Linked DNA regions of Homo sapiens: region 1 is linked to region 2. Evidence: chromatin contacts called from ENCODE Hi-C or POLR2A ChIA-PET data. All regions are on one chromosome and are shown on one strand. Each heading gives the region's core, a stretch centred on a gene start or an enhancer-like site at or near the end of the contact. The rest is flanking DNA. Distances are from core to core; before and after follow the strand shown. Region 1 holds the start of SIGIRR (single Ig and TIR domain containing). Region 2 overlaps IFITM3-AS1 (IFITM3 antisense RNA 1).

Region 1 (3,136 bases), core at 82-2,581, 88 kb before region 2:
GCCAAGCCAGCCCTGAGAGATGGTGACGCTGAGACCGGGTGCACAGAGCAGCCGCCGAGCCGGGGCTTCACAGTTGGCGGCTGACCCCAGGGCCTGTGCTGGAGGCCCTGCTCCTGCTTCCTGCGGGGGTGCCCTGGGCCCTGCTGTGCCTGCTTCCTGACCTGCAGTGTGGGGAGAACCTTCTTGAGGGGCTTCCAAGGACCCACTTCAAGGAGGGGCTGGTACCAGGCTCTGTGGGGGAAGGGGTGCTGTCTTTGGGACCCTGAGCCCAAGGCCCACCATCACCCAAGGCTGAGTACCGGGACAAAGGAAGGTCCTAGCAGGGCTGGGACTCAGTCAGACAAGTACCTGTAGAAAGCCTGCTGCTGAGAGGGTGCTCAGCCAGGGCCGGGAGGCTGGATGGCAGCCCTCCACAATGAAGCCCTGCCCCCATGTGGCTGAGGGCAGGGCCAGGGTCCAAAGGAGACCCTTGTCTGATTCTGTGGGCAATACCAGCCACCGGTCACTGGGTCCCCAGTCCCAGGTCAACCTGGGGAGTGTCAGTTTGGTGACAACAGGAGATGCCATCTGCCCCTCATCTGCTCTGAGCCAGGAGCCTCGGCCACCTGTGTTTGCTCCTTATTTGGAAAAGGGGGCGCTGCCCTCCCACCCCAGCCTGAAGGGAAGGTCCACAAGATGCCATAGTCCCTTGTAACTGCTCACCCATCGGGGGAGCTATGTCTGGGAGAGGGACGGGGAGAGGGCGGAAGAGTTCTGCTGGAGCCCCATTGTTGACCGGGAGTTTCTGAAGGCCCTGTTCCCCGGGGTCAGAGGTCAAAGACACATGGGGGAGCAAACCGGCCCCTTGGCTCCTGAGTGTGAGCTCTAGTAGCGTCTGGAAGGCATGCCGCGCGGTCCCCGGTCCTCCTTGTATGTGTGCAGGGTGGCCCTGGCGGGGGTCTCCTGGCTGGAGGACCCCCCATGCATTACCCCTGGAACCTGCCCCTTTGAGCACCCCCCACCCCACAACACACACGCACACACACAAACGCACGCACACGCACATACTGCACACACATTGCACACACGCAGACACACTGCACACACACACACACACACACACACACACACACACACACACACGCTGCACAGAGGAAAGTGCCGTGCCTGGGTGGGTTGGGGCGGGCTCCAGAGGAAGGAGCCGCTTGACTCAGAGCTACAGGAAGAGCCGGGGCAGGCGGGGTGAGAACCACCAACTGCCCGTCCTCCCGCCCGCCTAGGGAAGGGGTGGGTGCCTGGGTGGGGTTTAGGGTTAGGAGAGGATGTGACTGCAAGGCCAGGAAGCTACAGGGAAAGTTCTGATCAAAATACACAAAGACACAAGCCAGGTCCCCACCGCGCTTGGCGATGCATCCATAGCAGCCTTGGTGCTGTGGACACTCCCTGGGGCCCAGCGAAGGGGAGAGTTTGCTCCCAAAGGCGCACCAATGACCAACATTTGCCCCCCGGAGGAAAGAACTGGAACCAGGTGACTGCCTTCCCCGCTGCTCTGAGTGAGCCTGTGTCAGGGCCTGGCTGAGAGGAGGCCCACGGCGCCCAAGACCCATATGCATGTGTGTGCATGTGTGTGTGAGACAGAGCGAGGGGCAGCAGGAGGCTGTGTCGCATCAGCGGCCAAGGGTGGGTGTCAGGTGCAGTGTGTGTGCTGTGGGGTGCCTGTGGTCCTAGGCTCTGTGACAAGCGTTGCAATGGGTGTTGTATATACTCAACAGTTGTGTGAGGGGTCTGCAGCCTAAGCTGTGTGCAGTGGTAATGGGAGGTGTGTGTGGTAGGAAGTGTGCTGTGTAGGAGGTGCAAGTGTGCACACGGGCTGAGACTGAAGCTCTGTGCAGGTGCACATGGGCCAGAGGGCTGTGTGTATGTGATGTGTGCAGGGGAGGAGGGGCAGAGGAGAGGGTGCAGGGGAAGTTAGGGAGGGGAGGGGGTACAAGGAAAGGTGTGCAGGGGAGAGGGTGCAGGGAAAGGTGGGGAGGGGAGAGGGTGCAGGGGAAGGTAGGCAGAGGAGAGGGTGCAGGGGAGAGGGTGCAGGGGAAGGTGTGCAGGGAAAGGTGGGGAGGGGAGAGGGTGCAGGGGAAGGTAGGCAGAGGAGAGGGTGCAGGGGAAGGTGTGCAGGGGAGAGGGTGCAGGGAAAGGTGGGGAGGGGAGAGGGTGCAGGGGAAGGTAGGCAGAGGAGAGGGTGCAGGGGAAGGTGTGCAGGGAAAGGTGGGGAGGGAGAGGGTGCAGGGGAAGGTAGGCAGAGGAGAGAGTGCAGGGGAAGGTGTGCAGGGGAGAGGGTGCAGGGAAAGGTGGGGAGGGGAGAGGGTGCAGGGGAAGGTAGGCAGACGAGAGTACAGGGAAAGGTAGGGAGGAGAGAAGGTGCAGGAGGAGGCAGGCAGAAGAGAGGGTGCAGGGGAAGGTGGGGAGGGGAGAGGGTGCAGGGGGAGGCAGGCAGAGGAGAGGGTTCAGGGGAGAGGGTGCAGGGGAAGGTGGGCAGGGGAAGGTGGGGAGTGGAGAGCGTGCAGGGGGAGGCAGGCAGAGGAGAGGGTGCAGGGGAAGGTGCGTAGGGGAGAGGGAGCAGGGGAGAGGGTGCGGGAAGAGGGTGCAGGGGAGGGTTTGCAGGGAGAGGGTGCAGGGGAGAGGGTGCAAGGAGAGGCAGGCAGCGGAGAGGGTGCAGAGGAGGGTTTGCAGGGGAGGGCACCTGCTTTCTTGCTGTGCTCGTATCCTGGCAGTCTGCCCTTGACTTCCAGAAGGCTCTGAGGCTGCTTTTGGAGGGAGGACTTTGAGGTCTGAGCTTGGGGCGGTCACGGAAGCACTGCAGGAGATGCCAGGGGTTCTGCTGGGCTGGCGGTGTGACCTCCCGGGCTTGCTGTGAGGGGTTGGTTTCCTGGGAAGTGTGTGCTTTAAGGACCCTCAGTGGGTGGTTCCCCTGGGTCAAGGACTTTCCTTGGAGTGTCCTCCACCGCAAAGGACTTCTTCAAGGACCCCCTGGCCATCCCCCATGGGTGTGTGCCTCATGCTGTATCGGTTCCCGAGGAAACTGCCAAACAGTCAAACCTGGGGCCTCTGGCTGTGCTTCACCCATGGAGAGGGAATAGGTGGCAGGCTAAGAGGACTGTCC
Region 2 (3,369 bases), core at 444-2,943:
TGGTGGCACACACCTGTAATCCCAGCACTTTGGGAGGCTGAGACAGGCAGATCACCTGAGGTCGGGAGTTCGAGACCAGCCTGACCAACATGGAGAAATCCCGTCTCTACCAAAAGTACAAAATTAGCCGGGCGTGGTGGCTCATGCCTGTAATCTCATCTACTTGGGAGGCTGAGGCTGGGAATTGCTTGAACCCGGGAGGCAGAGGTTGCGGTGAGCCGAGATCACGCCATTGCACTCCAGCCTGGGTAACAAGGGTGAGATTCCATCTCAAAAAAAAAAATTGGTTTTGATTGGGTGTTAATTTGAGTAGGTTCACAGAAATATCAACCTTATTTTCCTGTGCAGTGAGAACATTTTGTTTTCCTAATGATGACCAGGTTGTTCTCATCTCTCTGATTATTAGCCTGTCCTTGGAAACCATTAGAAAAAGTCTTAAGATTCCCAAGATGTCAGGTACAAATGCCACCTTCTGAAGTTATCGTGTTTGAACGGCAGTGGGGAAGCCACTTGAAGCACTCACACCAAGGCGGGGGTCAGGGACTGGCAGCAGCGAGCCCCCGCTGCCCACTGCCCAGAGGCCTGCCCCGTGCCATACGAGGCATATTTGGGGAAGGCTCCAAGCCTCAAAGATACAGCTCCTTTGTGGCCAGGAGACCCAGCTCTAATTCAAGAAAGAAGTGAACCCCTGAGAGGAAGCCGGAGTCCTGGGGGACTTGCGGGAGCAGATCTCCAGGCCAGGACCCTCACTTCTGGATGCACGGCGGCTCCCCCTGCAATGCCGCCAGTGGAAGGGGCCAGTGACATGAGCGAAGAGGGTGGGCCCTGCACACCCAATGCTAAATCTTCCAGTACCAATGTTTCTAAAAAAGCAAAAGTAAATGGGTGATATTTGTTTTAATAATCTATTTTTTAAAATTTTAATTAAAAAAATTTTTTACTGATTTAATTTTAATTAATTAATTGTTTTTAGAGGTGGGGTCTCTGTCATCCATGCTGGAGGGCAGTGGCACCATTACAGCTCACGGCAGCCTCAACCACCCGGCCTCAAGCGATCCTCTTGCCTTGGCCTCCCAGTGCTGGGATTACAGGAGTGAGCCACCATGCCTGGCCAGCAATCTACTTAAACAAACATATCCAAAATAGTTTCTCAACATATCATCAACAAAATATACTATTGATGAAATACTGACATTTTACAAAGAAATTTTTTTTCTCACCAAATCTTCAAAATCCAGCATGAGCTTTGCACTCACAGCAGTTTGAGAATGGAACTGGCCACGTTCCAAGGGCTCGGTGGCCACAGGGAGCTCCTCAGAGCGCAGCCAGGCCAGAGGCTGCACCGAGGTGCAGAATCAGAGGAGGCACCGGAGACCCCAGAGTCCAGTCTGAGACGGCACAGGGAGCAGGTCTCTGGTGGCCTTGACAAGCTCCAGGATAGGGTGGGGAGGGGACTGGACCCTGGGGACCTCAGAGCAGAGCAGGGGAAACAGGAGCCCCCACCTGGGGAGAGGGGGCCTCCTCTCCAGGAACCCCAATCAAGACGAGCCTCACGTGACTCCCACTTCCTCTTGGAGGGTGCAGGGGCCTCTCCTGAGGTGAGTTTTGTTTCTGATTTTTTCAGGGGAAACTTCTCAGCACATTGTCCTTGGCCAGATGCCACAGGAGCCGCTGACCCAGTGACGTCACCTCATTCTGCTCAGATCGCACCCCCTGTCCGTGGGGCACTGAGGCAGGAAGAGGAAACTGCTGTAATCTCAGGAAGCTTTTGGCCAGTGGGGCCCTAGAGCCCTGCCCAAGCCCTACTGGGTGTGGCCCCGAGTCCAGGAACCCCCCTCCCCCCTGACCCTCATGTCCCCTCGACCTCTGTGGCATTTTATAAAACAAAGGGGCCCCGGAAAGCGGAAGGAGGGGGTCACACGTGTGAGCCCTGAGCACCGAAGCTGCCCCCACAGGCCCTGGAATCCTCCCCGTGTCCAAAGACAGCCTCCTCTTCAGTCAGTGCTCCCTGTCGTCCCCGGTCCTGGGCCTGGAGGGCTGCTGTGGGGCAGGAGCAGTGGCCACTGGGTCTCTGACCTGCACCAGGAGACACGGGGAGGCTTAGGCCTCTGAACCCACATAGAGCAGGACCGCAGCCCCAGAAAAGGGAAGATTTCAGCAGAGGAGGCCTGTGACGAGAGAGGCGAAGGCTTGAGGGGCTCCCTGTGGGGCCTGGAGTGTGGAAGCCCCATTGGGGCCTGGCAGGGACCTGTACCAAGACAGTGAGGTCCTGCAGCAGCTGGGGTGAGGAGAGGAGACTCCCAGGCCTGGTAAAGCGCACAGGGGCCTCTGGCACCCCTACAAGAGGAGGTTGGAGTCACCTGACGCTGTCCTGATGCGGCTCCTGCAGAGAAGACTCCTTACTTAGCCCACAGTGCTTCTACCCGCCCTGACACCGTCCTGATGGGGTCCTGCAGAGAAGCCTCCTTACTTAGCCTACAGTTTTTCCACACGCCCTGACACCGTCCTGATGGGGTCCTGCAGAGAAGCCTGCTTACTTAGCCTACAGTGTTTCCACACGCCCTGACACCGTCCTGATGGGGTCCTGCAGAGAAGCCTCCTTAGCCCACAGTGCTTCTACCCACCCTCAATGTATAACTTCACGTTCAGAAATGTGTTACCCCCCTCCTCAGACCTCACACAATTCACGAATTTCCAAACAGCAGGAAACAGAAACTTCTAAGAAAGCAGAACCCTTGAGTCCAGGTGGGAGAAGGTGCCTGAGAAAACAGCCCTGCCAGAGACAGTACCCCAGCATCCGGACGTTACTCCACAGACGGCCACGTAAGAGACCAGGAACCACCCTTCCCACGGTACCCCAGCGTCCGGACGCTACTCCACAGACGGCCACGTAAGAGACCGGGAACCACCCTTCCCACGGTACCCCAGCGTCCGGACGCTACTCCACAGACGGCCACGTAAGAGACCAGGAACCACACTTCCCAAGCCTTCTGCACTCCCAAAAACATCAGCTTCCCGGAAACCTGAGACATGCTCAAGGAAGAGCACGGTGTGAAGTCAGCTGTGGGTGGAGGATGACCCAGGTGCCCAGGCAAGAGACTGAAGGCACAAACTGTTTCAGTATAATAAAGAAAATGGAATAAGAACAGTCATAGAGTCATAACACAAATTAGATATAGAGATGATCACGGACAATTATCAATCGTTATTATAAACATTATTAATCATTAGCTTTTAATATTACTCTTTGTTCCATTACTATATAACCTGGGAATAACCGGCGGGTATAGGGTCAGGTGCTGAAGGGACGTTGTGAGAAGTGACCTAGAAGGCAAGAGGTGAGCCCTCTGTCACGCCAACATAAGGGCC

What was found. Hi-C counts contacts between places; a loop is a spot of excess contacts on that map. ChIA-PET counts read pairs that join two places held with the same protein, here RNA polymerase II (POLR2A). Pooled maps may share reads with other maps.
Region 1: a loop to region 2 is called in a pooled map, with 2.0 times the contacts of the local background. The contact joins the promoter of SIGIRR here to the enhancer-like site in region 2. A Hi-C loop is called at or near these places in 3 of 168 maps with a recorded cell type or tissue (CD4-positive, alpha-beta memory T cell, breast epithelium and naive thymus-derived CD4-positive, alpha-beta T cell) and 10 of 50 pooled maps. POLR2A ChIA-PET finds 5 or more read pairs at or near these places in 10 of 52 experiments (CD4-positive, alpha-beta T cell, CD4-positive, alpha-beta memory T cell, Panc1 and 6 more).

What each region holds. Positions count from the first base shown.
Region 1 is chr11:413,194-416,329 of GRCh38, reverse strand. It overlaps SIGIRR (single Ig and TIR domain containing), which reads left to right and starts at 1,331. Exons shown (of 10, transcript NM_001135054.2): 1 at 1,331-1,507. RefSeq lists an enhancer at 239-858.
Region 2 is chr11:325,480-328,848 of GRCh38, reverse strand. It overlaps IFITM3-AS1 (IFITM3 antisense RNA 1), which reads right to left. Exons shown (of 5, transcript XR_007062540.1): 2 at 1,221-3,369. Among named protein-coding and RNA genes, the nearest start is that of IFITM3, 6.3 kb to the right of the region's middle. RefSeq lists enhancers at 1,313-1,362, 1,423-1,792, 2,213-2,352. Within about 2 kb of position 1,693, at least 33 of the 41 ENCODE cell types and tissues checked have a DNase peak (open chromatin) inside an H3K27ac peak, as active enhancers do; they include CD4-positive, alpha-beta T cell and breast epithelium, where a contact is called at or near this core.